Regions from separate parts of the Homo sapiens genome. Here region 2 is linked to region 1. The links are chromatin loops, found by intact Hi-C in ENCODE. Cell type or tissue: PC-9. All regions are shown on one strand. Links, peaks and the distances in the headings refer to the core of each region. The heading gives the core; the rest is flanking DNA.

Region 1 (4,396 bases), core at 250-4,249:
GTTTTAGTTGTGGCTTCTGTCTGTTTGATAATTAAACTAGGCTGGTTGCAGTGGCTCATGTCTGTAATCCCAGCACTTTGAGAAGCCAAAGTGGGAGGATCACTTGAGCCCAGAAGTTTATGGTCAGCCTGAGCAATGTAGTGAGACCTCATCTCTACAAAAAATTCTTTTAATCAGCTGGGCATGGTGGCACGCGCCGATAGTCCCAGCTACTCAGGAGGCGGAGGCAAGGATGATCATTTGAGCCCAAGAGGTTGAGCCTGCAGTGAGCTGTGACCATGCCGCTGCACTCCAGCCTGGGCGACAGAGCAAGACCCTGTCTGAAAAAAATAATAATAAACTTAATTTTTCACTCAATATTTGCAGCCCTAGAGCAAATTAAAGAAGCTCTTAGGTACAAGTTGTACTTCAGTTAACCATGCATGAATGTGTCATTGTCTGATAATACTCCATCCTTAGTTTACTCAGTGTTCATTTGTAAATAATGAAGCTCACTTCTGTAGTTTTTGGAATAATATAACCAGTAAATATTTAGTTTTGGAAATCTATTCAAAAAATACTTTCATATGTTCCAGAAAGCACTTTTTTTCTTATGATACCTGTGTAATATCTAATAATTGTTTTATAGATTCTTTTCATCAGCCAGATATTTTCCACATTTCCTCTGGATTTAATTGTTCACCAGTTGGTCACTTGTATTAATGTCTCTGTCCCAACAGGAAGCTGAAATGTTACGTTCCATCTCTTTTCATCCTTCTGGAGACTTTATACTTGTCGGAACTCAGCATCCTACTCTTCGCCTTTATGATATCAACACCTTTCAATGTTTTGTCTCTTGCAATCCTCAAGATCAACACACCGATGCTATATGTTCCGTTAATTACAATTCTAGTGCCAATATGTACGTAACTGGAAGCAAGGACGGCTGCATCAAATTATGGGATGGTGTTTCAAATCGATGCATCACAACTTTTGAGAAAGCACATGACGGTGCTGAAGTTTGTTCTGCCATTTTTTCCAAAAATTCTAAATACATTCTCTCAAGTGGAAAAGACTCTGTAGCTAAACTTTGGGAAATATCAACGGGACGAACACTGGTCAGATACACGGGTATGTGAGACGTTGATGTTACTTAACATTTCTGTAGTGTTTACACTTTCCAGAACTCTCTTTTAAGACCTCACAATAGAGCAACACAATATCTATGCATTGAGCAAGGCAGATGTTACCCTTTCTTAGATAAGAGGAAACCAAGACTTACAGGTTAAGTCATTTAGCCAAGGCTACACGACTTGGAAATAGAACGGTGCTTTCTTTGCTCTTCTGAGCACCTCACACCGTGGACTAGGGCTGGATTCCATGCAAGTAACATTTGAGAACCTGGTGATCCATTTGTAGACTGGCATGCCCTCTTCCCACAGAAATGTGAAAGCAATCCAGAGAAAAGTTTCCAATAGTAGATCTCAGTATTATTAATATATGTATTCATGAAAGAATGGCTGAGAGGGAAGATCTTATCCCATTCCTAAGAGAGCAGACCTAGCCCGCAAAGGAAACCACGTTAATTCTGAATGCAGATATAAAGTAGGCTCAGCAGACAGAAAAAAATTGCATCCACTGAATTCTCATTTATGTATGTTGGTCTCATTGGTAACAGTAGTGCCTGTGGAGTCTTTTTATAATGAAATCCATTTAAATTTATCCTATCACTAGTAGGGCCCAAGTCTGGTTATTTGATAATGAATGTTAAAACACTGTCTTCTGTTCCTTGTAGCAGCAAAGACTGTTGTTTGGTAGAAAACCTCCAGAAAATTTCTGATTGTTTCTTCCATTGTGAGATATGTTTGTATCATACACTAAAATTGGCATGAGCATAACTCAAAAAAAATCACAAGAAAACAGTATTGGAAGGGACTGGATTGTGTTTAAGTTTGCATTGAAGAGTCAGTGACATCTGACCCACTAGGGGGCAGCATAACTTGCCTTAGATTTGTCTCATTGTAACCAAAGTTCCCTTCCCCAGCCATCTTTCTGGCTTCTGGTACCACTAGCAAATCTTAGGAAGAGCCATTTTTATCATAATTCTTGGTGACTTCATTGAAACACTTGTATAAAGTTGTTCTGAAAAGTATTTATTATAAAGAACTACTTTATAATAGTTGTGTTTGTTGCAAAAAGAAGATAAAAAAGTGATCAGGGTAAATGTGAAAGTACTCCCCCTATAGAAGTTATAACTGTTTTAAGGAGTGTGCTGTATCTGGACAGATACACACCAGCCTACTGACAATAGCTTATATATTTGCTCTAGGAATGTTTTGGGTGTTTTATAATAGTATGAGGTTGATTGGCTTGTTTTAGTGGGGAATAGCAGTGTGGTTTTTCAAAAATGTGATTATGCTGAATTTATGCACAGATTCCCCTTTTCCTTTTTTCTCATTTCACAGGTCAAGCGCCTGTCATGTCAGCATGTTAAGATTTCTGTTCCCAGTTTTAATAATTAGTTAGAATTTGGGCCAGGCGCGGTGGCTCACACCTGTAATCCCAGCACTTTGGGAGGCCGAGGTGGGCAGATCACAAGGTCAGGAGTTTGAGACCAGCCTGGCCAATATGGTGAAACCCCGTCTCTATGAAAAATACAAAAATTAGCTGGGCTTGGTGGCGGGCGCCTGTAGTCCCAGCTACTTGGGAGGCTGAGGCAGGAGAATAGCTTGAACCTGGGAGGTGGAGGTTGCAGTGAGCCGAGATTGCGCTGCTGTACTCCAGCCTGGGCGACAGAGTAAGACTCCGTCTCAAAAAATGATAATAATAATAATTAGTTAGAATTCAGAGGGTTTTTGAAATGATGAAAAAGGAAAAACTATCAAAACTTTAGAAATTGGGATGCAAAAAATTAAAAACAATATAAATAACATACAGGACTGGGAGAAAATGGTTATAGCATATATACAGATGTTAGACATTGAGTTAACATCCTTAATCTATAAAGAGAACTCATATGGGAAAAAGATGAGTCCAAACTCGAGAAAAAAGGAGCCAAAGGACAGGGGGCTGCAGAAGAGAAAAATGGTCAGGAAATGTAAGAAAAGGTGGCCAGCCTTGCTGCAGACCCAAGAAATGAATATGGGGACCTGGTTTTGTTAATCAGATTTCAGGAGTCTTAAAGATTTATATTATCTACTATTGATAGAGATTTCGGGAAATCATATTTTGTTGGTCAGAGTCAGCTGGTAAAATATTTCAGCACAGTTTGGTGTCATATCAAAATTTTAAATACACGCTTTTTGACCCACTATATCTACTCTTAGAAATTCAACCTAAAGAGGTAATTGGACAGACATGCACATGCCCATAAAAGGATGTGTGTCCCAACATCATTTGGAGTGGCTGAAAGTTAGAAACAGCATAAATGTCCAATAAGAAGCACTGAGGAAATCTGTTACGCATCCATGGACAACATACACCTTTAAAAATAAGTATGCATGCTAACATGGGCTGAGCACTCGCACTCCAGAGCCTCCTTTGCATTCTCTTATTCTTAATCCTCACAGCCTTATGGGGTAGGTTCTGTAACTACTCCATGGAACAGATGAGAAAATTAAGGCTGAGGAATGTTAAGTAATTTGCCCAGGGTCACATTAGTGTTGAACCCACATCTGACCACACAGACTTTGTGTTTTTATCCACTAAGCTGTATTCTGTCTTTACAGATCTGCACTACATATGCTTGAATATTAATAGTATATGACAAATGCTCTGACTTAAAGAAGTTACAAATGAAGCCAGGGACTGTGGCTCACACCTATTATCCCAGCACTTTGGGAGGCCAAGGTGGGCAGATCATCTGAGGTCAGGAGTTTGAGACCAGCCTGGCCAACATGGTGAAACCCCATCTCTACTAAAAATACAAAAATTAGTTGAGTGTGGTGGCACATGCCTGTAATCCCAGCTACTCAGGAGGCTGAGGCAGGAGAATCTCTTGAACCCAGGAGGCAGAGGTTGCAGTGAGCCGAGATCACACCATTGCACTCCAGCCTGGGCAACAGAGTAAGACTCTATCTCAAAAAAAAAAAAAAAAGAGAGAATTTACAAGTGAGCACATAACACTTAGATATTTCGAAAGAGTATTCACCAAAGTATTGACTGTTACCTCTGATGGGTGCAATTATTAGGCAGTTTTTATTTTCCTTTTTATACTTTATTTGGTACTTTTAAACATAAAATATGTAATTTATAGTCATAAAAAGGCTTCCTTTTGGAAAGTAGATATTCATATACTTTGTCTCAGTAATTCTGTCTCTAGGAATTTACTCCTAAGGAAATAAAGCTTTCTGTACAAAGGATGTTCATTACAACATTACTTATAATTGATATAAACTAAATGTCAGGAAGTAAAAGA
Region 2 (4,396 bases), core at 181-4,180, 660 kb after region 1:
CGAGAACTTTTCCTTTACATTTACAACTTGGCTAACTGTTTACCACAAGAGGCTTAGCGTTTGACCTGTCTCAGCTTTTGACATGCCTTTCTCACTAAGCTTAATCATTTCTAGCTCTTGATTTAAATTGAGAAAACTTTGGGAGGCTGAGGTATGAGAATTGCTTGAGCCCGGGAGTTCAAGACCAGCCTGGGCAACCTAGTGAGATTTCATCTCTACTAAAAAAAAGATTTTTTTAAAAAATTAGCCGGGCATGGTGGTGCTTGCCTGTAGCCCCAGCTACTCAGGAGGCTGAGGTGGGAGGATCATTTGAGGCCAGGAGTTCCAGGCTGCAGTAAGCCATAATTGCACCACTGCACTCCAGCCTGGACCACAGAGAGAGACCCTGTTTCAAAAAATACATAAATAAATAATAAAGTGAGAGACATGCGACTCTTCCTTTCACTTGAACACTTGGAGGCCAATGTAGGTTTCTTAATTGGCCCAATTTAACATTGTTGCATCTCAGGGAATAGGGAGGCATGAGGAGAGGGAGGAGATGGGGGAATGGCCAGTGGAGCAGTTAGGGCACACACATTTATCAATTAAGTTCACTGTCTTATACGGGCACAGTTCGTGGTGCCCCAAAACACTGCAATAGTAACATCAAAGATCACTGACCACAGATCACGATAACAAATATAATAATAATGAAATGATTAGCTCTATTGTGAGAACTGCCAAAATGCAACACAGAGACACCAGGTGAGCACCTGCTGTTGGAAAAATGGCACCATGAACCTTGCTGGAGGCAGAGTTGCCACAAAACCTTCAATCTGTAAAAAATGCAATAAAGCAAATTGCAATAAAGAAGGTATGCCTGTATAAATGTAATGCTGGGAGACACAAACTCTTTTTCAGAATATTAGAAAGGAACCATCTCAGGACAGAGGCAATGGGGAAGTGGGTGGGGTGCGGGTGAGCAGGGCTGTGAAGTCTTGAGATTTGCCTCTGCGGTTGCTGACAGAGAACGAGTTATTATTATTATTATTATTATTATTATTATTATTATTTGAGACAGAGTCTCACTCTGTCGCTCAGGCTGAAGTGTAGTGACACAAAGTCAGCTCACTGCAATCTCCACCTCCCAGGTTCAAGCAACTTCACCGTGGAGACAGTTTTCTTATTAAATTGCTTGTACTCTCTTAGAAGGATTACTCATTTGATCAGCGGGAGGAACCACTCCCAAAATACCTTTTGAGTCATTTGGGGTTTCTATTGCCTTTTGCATAAACTTTGAATTATTCTTTTTGTTGAAAAGGTTACTATTAGGAAACACGTTCACAGGCAGTCTGTAAATGTCATCATATTTCAGCTGGGGACAGAGCTACACGAGGGTTTGGAGGAGGCGGCTCAGGGAGAAGGCAGCACCTCAGCCTGTTCTCTCAATGCACTGGCTGCAAGGAGCAGCTGCAACCCAGAGCCCACTGGGCCCAGACACCTAGCTGCCACATTTCCAGGGGTGGGCCTGCTCATGACGCAGGCAAGACAGGAAAACCGGGACAAGCTCCTGACCAGGCAGAGGTCAGGGACAGCTGCTCAGGTGCCACCAAGCATGAGGCAGGGCACCACCCAAGGCTTCCTGCCCAAACCTGTGGCATGCCCTGTTGGTGCTTTGCTGAAACTGTCCTTCTCTAAGAAGGCAATGAAGACAGTTGTCCCAGGCCCCAAAAAGAAGCACTCACTCCCTTTCCCATGAGACCACCAGTTTCGGATAGAGATTCTGTTTGGCTGGCGTTCTCAACTCATTAGAATTGGAATTAAAGAGCAGGGATGGGAAGTGACATTACAAACTCCGATGCCCAGGCCCCATCCCCGACTAACTGAATCAGAAATGCTGGGAGGCGAGCTCAGGACATTATGTTTTTAAAACGCACCAGGTGAGGCTGACACGCAGCCAGGGCTCAGAACCATGGATTTCAGCCAAAAAGGCTTTAGCCCAAGAAGACCGTGCAAATACAAAATGCCAAAGGGAGGGTCATCAGGTGAGTTTCATAGAATTCTGATTCTCCTCCTAATAAAGTACGTCCCTGGTAGCTGAGAGATGGGAGAGCAGCTCCACATGTGGGACCTGCCAGGGGGATTCGGCATTCCTGCGGCCCCCTCTGCTGGCCATGATGCTCTCAGATTCTTTGCTGAAAGGGAACGGACATAGGAGCCATCCCACTAAACTCTTCAAAGGACGCTTCTCAGATGCCGGAGTCCACAGAGTAGGGCAACATACAAAGCAAGCACCCAAAACACTGGGGGTGAGAGTCTCAAACCTTGTACTCTGTAATTACATCCAGCATCACCATCACTTCTCAAAAGAGAAGACACTTTCCCAGCAAAAATAGAAAAGGAAAGCAGTTGCAGAATAGTTAAGACTGAGCCCTGAGACATCAGTTTAGCCTTGAGAAAAAAACTACTTCCATTGTCCACATTTTTCTTAGCTGGATTCCTACCAATGAACCCCTGCTGGGACTTGAGTTTGGGGGGCACTGAGTGAAGTAAGAACTTTTAGTTAAGAAATTATTCTTTGGCCGTGGTTGTAATATCGTAGTCAGGGATGGCTTCACGGGCATGTGTCCAGGGCCCCACACTTAGAAGCATCCTGCCCTGGGTTTAATGCTCTCTTGAAATTCTTCATAATTTTTGGACAAGGAACTCCGCCTTTTCATTCTGTACTGGGCCCTGCAAATTCTGTACCCAACCCTGATTTTCACTGGTGGATTTATGTAAACGTGTGTCTTTCAGTTAGTCAATAAATATGTCTTGGACACTTATCGGTGCCGGTTTCCGAGGACACACCATGTGCAGTATCGCTGAGGGCAGGATCCAGAGTGTGCCTGCCTCAGAAAGCTTTGCTTCTGGAGGGGCCACAGGGAAAATGTTCACCAATAGGAAAGCCTATAAATAAGATCATTGAAAAGATTGGGAATCTGACAAGGATATCTATGTGAAACAGGAGAGTTCCCTGAACCCCCTTGCAGGATGTGCAACAAGGGTACGGCTCATGTGTGTGCTCAAACCCCTTACAGGAGGGAGAGCACGCAGACAGGCAGGTGCAGGAGATAGGGTGAGCACCCCTGGGCTCCAGCCCCACAACAGCATCCAGGAGGTGGGATCCTGTGACTCCCGAAGCCCAAGTAGGCGTGTGTTACAGTGTGCTCTTTTAGCCTTGCCATCCATGGAGGGCTTAAGTGTTAACCAGCTCAGTCTTGGTACACAGGTCCTTGTCCAGCATTCAGGAAGAATCAGGTCACACATGGACTTGAAGGATGGTGAATGCAGGGATTTTATTTGGTGCTGGAGGTGGCTCTCAGCAGGACAGATGGGGACCTGGAAAGGGAATGGCGTGGGAAGATGATCTTTCCCTGGAGTTTGGCTGTCCCTGGGCCGATCTCTCTGACTGTCCCCAGCAGACGTTCAGACGCTCCTTCTCTTCTCTCCTCCTCCACCACTCCATTCTTCTGCTCATCTGCTCGTGGAACCTGGGTTTGGGGTTTATATGGGTACAGGATAGGGGGCCATGGCAGGCCAAAAGGCAACATTTGGGCATGAAAACAGGAGTGCCTGTTCCCATTTAGGGTTGCAGGTTTCCAGGCTTTGGGGCGGGGCCTCTGCCAGGGAGCTGCCCTCTTCCACCCAGTATTTCCCTGTCTCTTGTCTGTGTCACATGGAGGCTATAAAATGGGTAAAGTGTGGCAGGTGGCAGCAGGTAGCAGAGGCCCAAGAAGCCTTTTTGAAGGAGATGACATGGGAGCTGGGACTGGCAGGAAGAGGAAGCCATTATTTAAAGAACAAAGCAAAAGCGGCCGGGTGAAGGTGCATGTGGGAGGCTGGCAGCAGGTAGGCCATGGGGGAATGTGGGTTTTGTTTACAAAGAAGAGTAGAGAGGGGTCACTGAAACCATTTAATTGGGGAATCATAAGGTGAGGGGACATTTAGGGCAATAAAGAGCCAGTGGCAGCTGGCAGACCAAGGGGGCACGTGGCAGCTGTTCAGCCAAGGTGGAAGACGCTTGGCCTAGACTAGGGTTTCTCCACTGGGCACTACTGAAATTTGAGCCAGGTAAGTCTTCACTGTGGGGCCGTCCTGTGCAATGTAGGATGTTGAGCTGCATCCCTGGCTTCTCCTCACCAAACACCAGTGGGTCCCCTCCCCCTGAGCTGTGACAGCCAGAACTCTCTGCAGACATTGTCAAATGTTCCTTGGGCATCAAAATGGACCCTGGTTGAAGATCACTGGCTTGGGGTGATGAGAGTGGACAGGGAGAGAGGGAATAAAGTCAGGATGTATCTTGGAAATAGGACTGAGAGAATTAAAACTGATGGGTTGAATTGGGGGAAGGGTATTAAGGGGAAAACTGACTCTG

What was found. A loop is a pair of places that touch in the nucleus more often than their neighbours do. Peaks named below come from ENCODE experiments on the same cell type or tissue, not always from the same donor. Only the 100,000 strongest peaks of a DNase experiment are listed, where the experiment ranks them.
Region 2: a loop joins it to region 1, with 4 times the contacts of the local background. A loop is called at or near these places in 1 of 110 quality-filtered maps.

Annotation. Positions count from the first base shown.
Region 1 is chr20:56,398,248-56,402,643 of GRCh38, forward strand. CSTF1 (cleavage stimulation factor subunit 1) reads left to right here. Exons shown (of 6, transcript NM_001324.3): 5 at 720-1,110. Among named protein-coding and RNA genes, the nearest start is that of CSTF1, 7.8 kb to the left of the region's middle. In PC-9, for the core only: CTCF peaks have their summits at 1,987 (motif pointing right) and 2,188; no DNase peak of the experiment used is centred there.
Region 2 is chr20:57,059,348-57,063,743 of GRCh38, forward strand. No RefSeq gene overlaps it. Among named protein-coding and RNA genes, the nearest start is that of BMP7-AS1, 150 kb to the right of the region's middle. In PC-9, for the core only: a CTCF peak has its summit at 2,113 (motif pointing left); a DNase peak (open chromatin) is centred at 1,254; H3K27ac peaks cover 721 bases.